2 separate regions of the Homo sapiens genome follow, and region 1 is linked to region 2. A link is an interaction called in ENCODE POLR2A ChIA-PET data of the cell type or tissue named here. Cell type or tissue: GM12878. All regions are shown on one strand. Links, peaks and the distances in the headings refer to the core of each region. The heading gives the core; the rest is flanking DNA.

The links. Peaks named below come from ENCODE experiments on the same cell type or tissue, not always from the same donor. Only the 100,000 strongest peaks of a DNase experiment are listed, where the experiment ranks them.
Region 1: POLR2A ChIA-PET joins it to region 2 with 5 read pairs; 2 of 35 experiments call an interaction of 5 or more read pairs at or near these places.

The regions. Positions count from the first base shown.
Region 1 is chr12:45,783,534-45,786,455 of GRCh38, reverse strand. The region is part of intron 3 of ARID2 (AT-rich interaction domain 2); the gene reads right to left. Among named protein-coding and RNA genes, the nearest start is that of ARID2, 55 kb to the right of the region's middle. In GM12878, for the core only: no CTCF peak of the experiment used is centred there; no DNase peak of the experiment used is centred there.
Region 2 is chr12:45,982,992-45,985,913 of GRCh38, reverse strand. All of the region lies in intron 1 of SCAF11 (SR-related CTD associated factor 11), which reads left to right. Among named protein-coding and RNA genes, the nearest start is that of SCAF11, 6.1 kb to the left of the region's middle. In GM12878, for the core only: no CTCF peak of the experiment used is centred there; a DNase peak (open chromatin) is centred at 1,285; H3K4me3 peaks cover 1,047 bases; H3K27ac peaks cover 1,261 bases.

The DNA.
Region 1 (2,922 bases), core at 272-2,771, 200 kb after region 2:
TAATATCATCCACATTTACAGTGATAGCTTTCATATTTTATAGGACAATACTGATTACAAATATTAAATCATATTGTCATATTATGTCAGAATGTGTATTTCAAATTTTGGCTTAAAGACTAGTCACCATACTTATAAGGATAAATCCATACCCTTTCTGTTCTATGTAGTTTTCTTAAGGATTCTTAACATTGGGCTAGATTTGTCCTCTACTTTAAGCAACCAAAAGGATCAAAGGACTTACTACCTTTGTTTTTCATTGATAGACCAGAAATAAAAAAGCTATATATGCAGATAAAAAATGTGTACAGTTAAAATTATATTTATAAATATGAATCACAGTATATAAAAGACTGTAACTTTCAGTCCCTTAGAGATTGACAGTATTCTTTCACAGAGCTATTCAATATTGGGCATTAAATAAAGGTTTTTTGAAATATGACCCTCTCTATAGCCTACATCAGCAGTCCCCAACATTTCTGACAGCAGGGAATGGTTTCATGGAAGACAATTTTCCCACAGACCACTACTGGTCCATGGCCCAGAGGTTGGGGACCACTGCCCTACACAGTAAATCTATTATTTCACTGGATCTTTTTTAGGATATTTCTATTTTAAAGGTAATAAAATATAAGACCTAAGTACTACAGGTTGAGTATTCCTTATCCAAAATGCTTAGGACCAAAACTATTTCAGATTTTGAATTTTTTTGGATTTGGGGGGGTGTTTTTGTGTTTTTTTGGGAATGTTTGCATTAAGCTTACCTACTGAGCTTCTCTAATCTGAAAATTCAAAATACTCCAATGAGCATTTCCTTTAAGTGTCATGTTGGCATTCATAAAGTTTCCAATTTTGGAGCTTTTCGGATTAGGGATACTTAACCTGTAGTAACTTGTGTAAGGTTTTTTTTTCCACTAACCCAGGGGCGTTGTACTTAGGCCTTCTAAATCATAGTTCATTGCTCTTTCACTACCACATAAATCAGCAGGTAAAATCATTCTCCCTGATCACAGGAGGAGAGGCAAAGATTTCTGTGCGTCTTATGGAAAACATCAATCCTAACCGAATCCTCTCATTTAATATAATGAAAGATGATGATGATGATATTAGTTACCAATTATTAAACACTATGAGGTAAGTATTACTAAAACCTTTTAGTAAGTAGAAAACTGAGGGTTGAAGAAGGTAAATAATTTACCTGAGGCCAAAGCTAGTTAAGTGATAGAATCAGAATTCAAACTTGTTTAACTTTAGGGCACTCTGTGCTCCTGTCTCTATAATTTACTATCTTTACCTTATTTTCCATCACCTCTACTCTGGCAAGAGAATATAAGAAAATAAGAAGAGAGGCTTCTTCGCCTGAAAGGCTGATAGGAAATTCTCTGGTTAGAACAAGGTTCTCCTTTCTTATGTCTAATACAGATTTCAGCTGTTTATTCATAATTTATTATAACAGAAAGATAAAGGCTCCAAGTATTAGCTTCTTAACGAGCTGTGTGGTATTAGGCAAGTCACAAACTTTTAAATCCACAATTTCTCCACCTGAAAAAAGGAATAACATTATGGATAATAACAACTGTGGGAATTAAGTAATATTTGTGTGTAAACTGACTCTCTATAGAAAGGCAGGAGTTTAAATATAAATAATATTTTCTTCGTATGTGGTCTGCCTGGAATTAGTCAAGAATATTACAATCACAAACAAAACCATCAAACAAACATATATACAAAAGATACTCATCTTACAAAGAATTAATCAAAACCTAAATATTCCACAATTTTTTCTTTTCTTGAGACAAGGTCTCACTCTGTCACTCAGGCTGGAGTGCAGTAGCACGATCTCGGCTCAGTGCAACCTCCTCCTCCTGGGCTCAAGTGATCTTCCCGCCTCAGCCCCCTGAAAGTAGCTGGGACCATACCCAGCTAATTTTTGTATTTTTTGTAGAGATGGTGTTTCACCACATTGCCCAGGCCACCGCCCCCAGCTTCATTTAAGTTTTTCTTATATAGGTCTTACATGTTTCTCATTGTGTTTATTCTTAGATATTATTATAAGTTGGATCTTTTTTTATTAATTTTAATTGGAATTGCTGGTATCATATTTTAAAATAGTAGATACTAAGTTTTGCATATTTGGCTGGATACTGTGACTTGTGTCTGTAATTCCAGAGACTCAGGAGGCTGAAGCAGGAGGATCACTTGGGGCCAGGTGTTCAAGACCAGTCTGGGCCACACAGCAAGACCCTCATCTCTAAAAATAAATAACTAAATAAATAAAAATAAAAATAAAACAAACAAATTAGCCAGGTACAGCAGCACACACCTGTAGTCCCAGCTACTCAGGAGGCTGAGGTGGGAGGACTGATTGAGCTCCGGAGTTTGAGGCTACAGTGAGCTACAATCTTGCCACTGCACTCCAGCCCAGGCAACACAGTGAGACCCTGATTCTAAACAAAATTAAATAAAAACTTTTTTGCATATTTATATTTTTGGATTCTGTCCACTTTATAGAAGTCTCTCATTAGGTCCAATAGTTTTCCCATTGTTTCTTTGCTTTCCTATTTAACTTAAAAGTAGTGATAATTTTCTCGTCTTTGTTTAGTGTTGCTAAAACAGAACACCTGAGATTGGGTAATTTATAATGAAAATAAGTTTATTTAGCCAATGGTTCACAATTTCAACAGACTGGTACTAACTGACCTGTTAGGAACCGGGCTGCACAGCAGGAGGTGAGTGGCAAGCCAGCGAAACTGCGCTCCACCTCCTGTCAGATCAGCAGTGGCATTAGATTCTCAAAGGAGCGTGAACCCTACTGTGAACTGCGCATGCAAAAGATTTAGGTTCCATGCTCATTATGAGAATCTAATGATGTAACGTAATGCACTTAATATCATCCTGAAACCATCCCCCTGCCACAGTCTG
Region 2 (2,922 bases), core at 267-2,766:
AAGTGTTGATAAGAGCTTAATAAGGTAAGAACTAAAAAAAATTCTGTTGAGTGTAACAATGTGAAGCTCATTGGCCTTTTGAACAAGCAGGACAGTAAGGTTCTTATTTTCAGATTGATGCTTCTCTAATTGCTTAACTAGATCTAAAAGTATTGAGATCAAAGTTTAAGAAATTATCACCCATATTACAGAAGATAGCTAATGTTTATCAGATATTTACTATGTGTCAGCCACTCTGTTGTAGACATTTTACATACATTTTCATTTGATCTTTTCGGTAGCCTTGCAATGTTGACTGTGTTAGTCCATTTTACAGAAATGAGTCTGGGGCTCTGGAGAAGTTAAATGACTTGTTAAGTGTCAGAGAAGTTGCTAAGTATCTATAGCTGGGTCCATCTGACTTTCGGCCTTCAGTTGTTTCACTGATCTAGAGGAACCTCTAGATCAGATTAAGGTACTAGAGCTCAAACAGAATGGTAAAATCTTCAGTATGGGGTATCTAAGAAGTATGGGGTAAGGGGTGCATCCCAGGACAGGATGTCAGAGCCTAAGTAGAGAAAAAAGTTATGCAAAGAAGGTAGGGAACAGCAAAGGCAATGGGAAACTGGCCACATGCAGGGGGTTGATCAAATTTAGTAAGTAATGATAATGAGTCAGAGTTCTCCTGGTGAGAAGGGAGTTATAAATTTGGTAATGGAGAAAACAAGAACAAATCTTGCGGACTGAAATTGGAGAAATTGGTACCAATTCATGGTTTTCTACACATAGACATTGAAATAATTAGAGCATCCAAATCTTGTTTTCTAAATACCTTTCTCCACTAAAAGCAACCACTCTTTGGAGGAATGGTTGATTCCAGTGCTGGGGCAGGGAAAGTACAAGGTGAGCTTCATTTTCTTATGTCCAAAAGTAAGGAAGTGGCTGGGTGTGGTGGCTCACACCTGTAATCCCAGCACTTTGGGAGGCCAAGGCAGGTGGATCACTTGAGGTCAGGAGTTCAAGGCCAGCCTGGCCAATGTGGCAAAATCCTGTCTCTACTAAAAATACAAAATTTAGCCAGGTGTAGTGGCCCATGCCTGTAATCCCAGCTACATGGGAGGCTGAGGCACAAGAATCGCTTGAACCTGGGAGGTGGAGTTTGCAGTGGGCCAAGATCACCACACTGCACTCCAGCCTGGGCGACAAAGTGAGACTCCACCTCAAAAAAAAAAAAAAAAAGGAAGTGCGAAGAGCAAGTCAAAAGAAAACAGAAACTATCTTGAAAGGCTTTCACTAGCCAAAGCTGAGATAATCTCGGAATAAATAAATAGCAAGTTTAATAAGGAATGGGCTATTTTACAGTCTCAAAATACTTTTCCACAAAAATGCATGTTAATTACCAATGGGACAAAAGTAACTTTACAGTGAAGACGCTTGGATGATATTACCTCAATCAAGTTATCAAAGTGCACATCATCAGTAATGAGACAAACAGAAATTGTATGCCATTTGACAGGACACAATGAGAAAAACACATCATAATTACTGTCAAATAGTGTACAACCTGAATCTAACCATAAGGAAATATCTGGCATCCTACAGAAAGAAAACTACATCTGAAAAAAAATAAAAGGAAGTATCAGGCAAACCCAAATTGGAAGACATTTTGCAACAGAACTAATCTATAAGCTTTAAGGAGTACAAACAAGGTCATGAAAGTCAAGACTGGGGGACTGTTCCAAGTTGAAGGAGTCTAAAAAGAAGTAATCCCTTTTTCTTTTTATTAAGGTAAAAAGAATCTTAATCTGGGTTCCCTCACTATTCGTAACATGAGCATTTTGCTCACTAACTTGGGCTCCAATGCCTCCAGCCAGAATAGCAGCATACAGACGTGTTCTTTTAAAGTTTATACTTATTCCTTTTTGTAAAAGATTATTATACCAACACTTTTAGTGAAAATTAAAAGTGTTCTCAATCTTTAAACCCTCTTGAGTAAATTTAAACCCTCTTAAGACTCACATCTCTATTAGGGATAAGACTAAACTTCTTCCTTTTTTATCCTTTCTTTTACCCTAGACTTCTCAGATGTACTTTTAGGGTTGTCTTTTTATTGTAATTTTGACAGTAAGGTAAAAATTAGTTCAGTCTTTGTGTGTGTGTGTGTGTGTGTGTGTGTGTGTGTGTGTGTGTGTTTTAGGTTTAGGAGTCAGTCAGACCTGGTTTTGAACTCTGGTTGTCCTAGATGACTGATTGTCACCTTTTATAGGTGATCTAATCAGTATCTCAATTTCCTCACCTAATTTTTTAATAACATTTATCTAAGTCCAGTGGTAATAGCAGCTAACTCTGTCTCTGTTCATACTCTTAAGTTAGCTTTGTTTAGTGGGTGATTTTTAAGCCTTTTTAATGCAGTGTTCTGTTGTTCAGTATTGACGGTGTTTTAATTTTTTAAATGTATCGTGTTCTGGTATTTTGAGGATTAAATGTGGAAAGGCATGCCAGAATGTGTAGTTCATTACGTAGTATATTGTAGGCATTCACTCTACCCATAGTTCTGAACTCCAGGTTTGTTGATATCTATGTGTCTATTAGGTCTGTGCCCTAGGGGAGCTTAGTCCTAATCAGGCCTTCTTTTTTGATATCTAGTCTTCTTTCCATTTTCTCCTAACTAGTTTCTCGTACTTTCCATCTCTCCACCACTGCCACCTTTCTGCTACTACATTAAGCTCAAAATCCCCAATTTAAACATCTTATAAACCACTTTCAAAACAAATAAATGGGAGAGAGATAGACTTGAAGTCCACCTAAGGAAACACAACGTAAGTCCTAATTGGACTTAAGAACATTAACTTTTTGCACTTTATTATCATTATTTTTCTTTACTTGCCTCAGTCGTTAGTTACTCCCCCACTGGTACATTTAAAAAAATGTCTTAGAAACTCT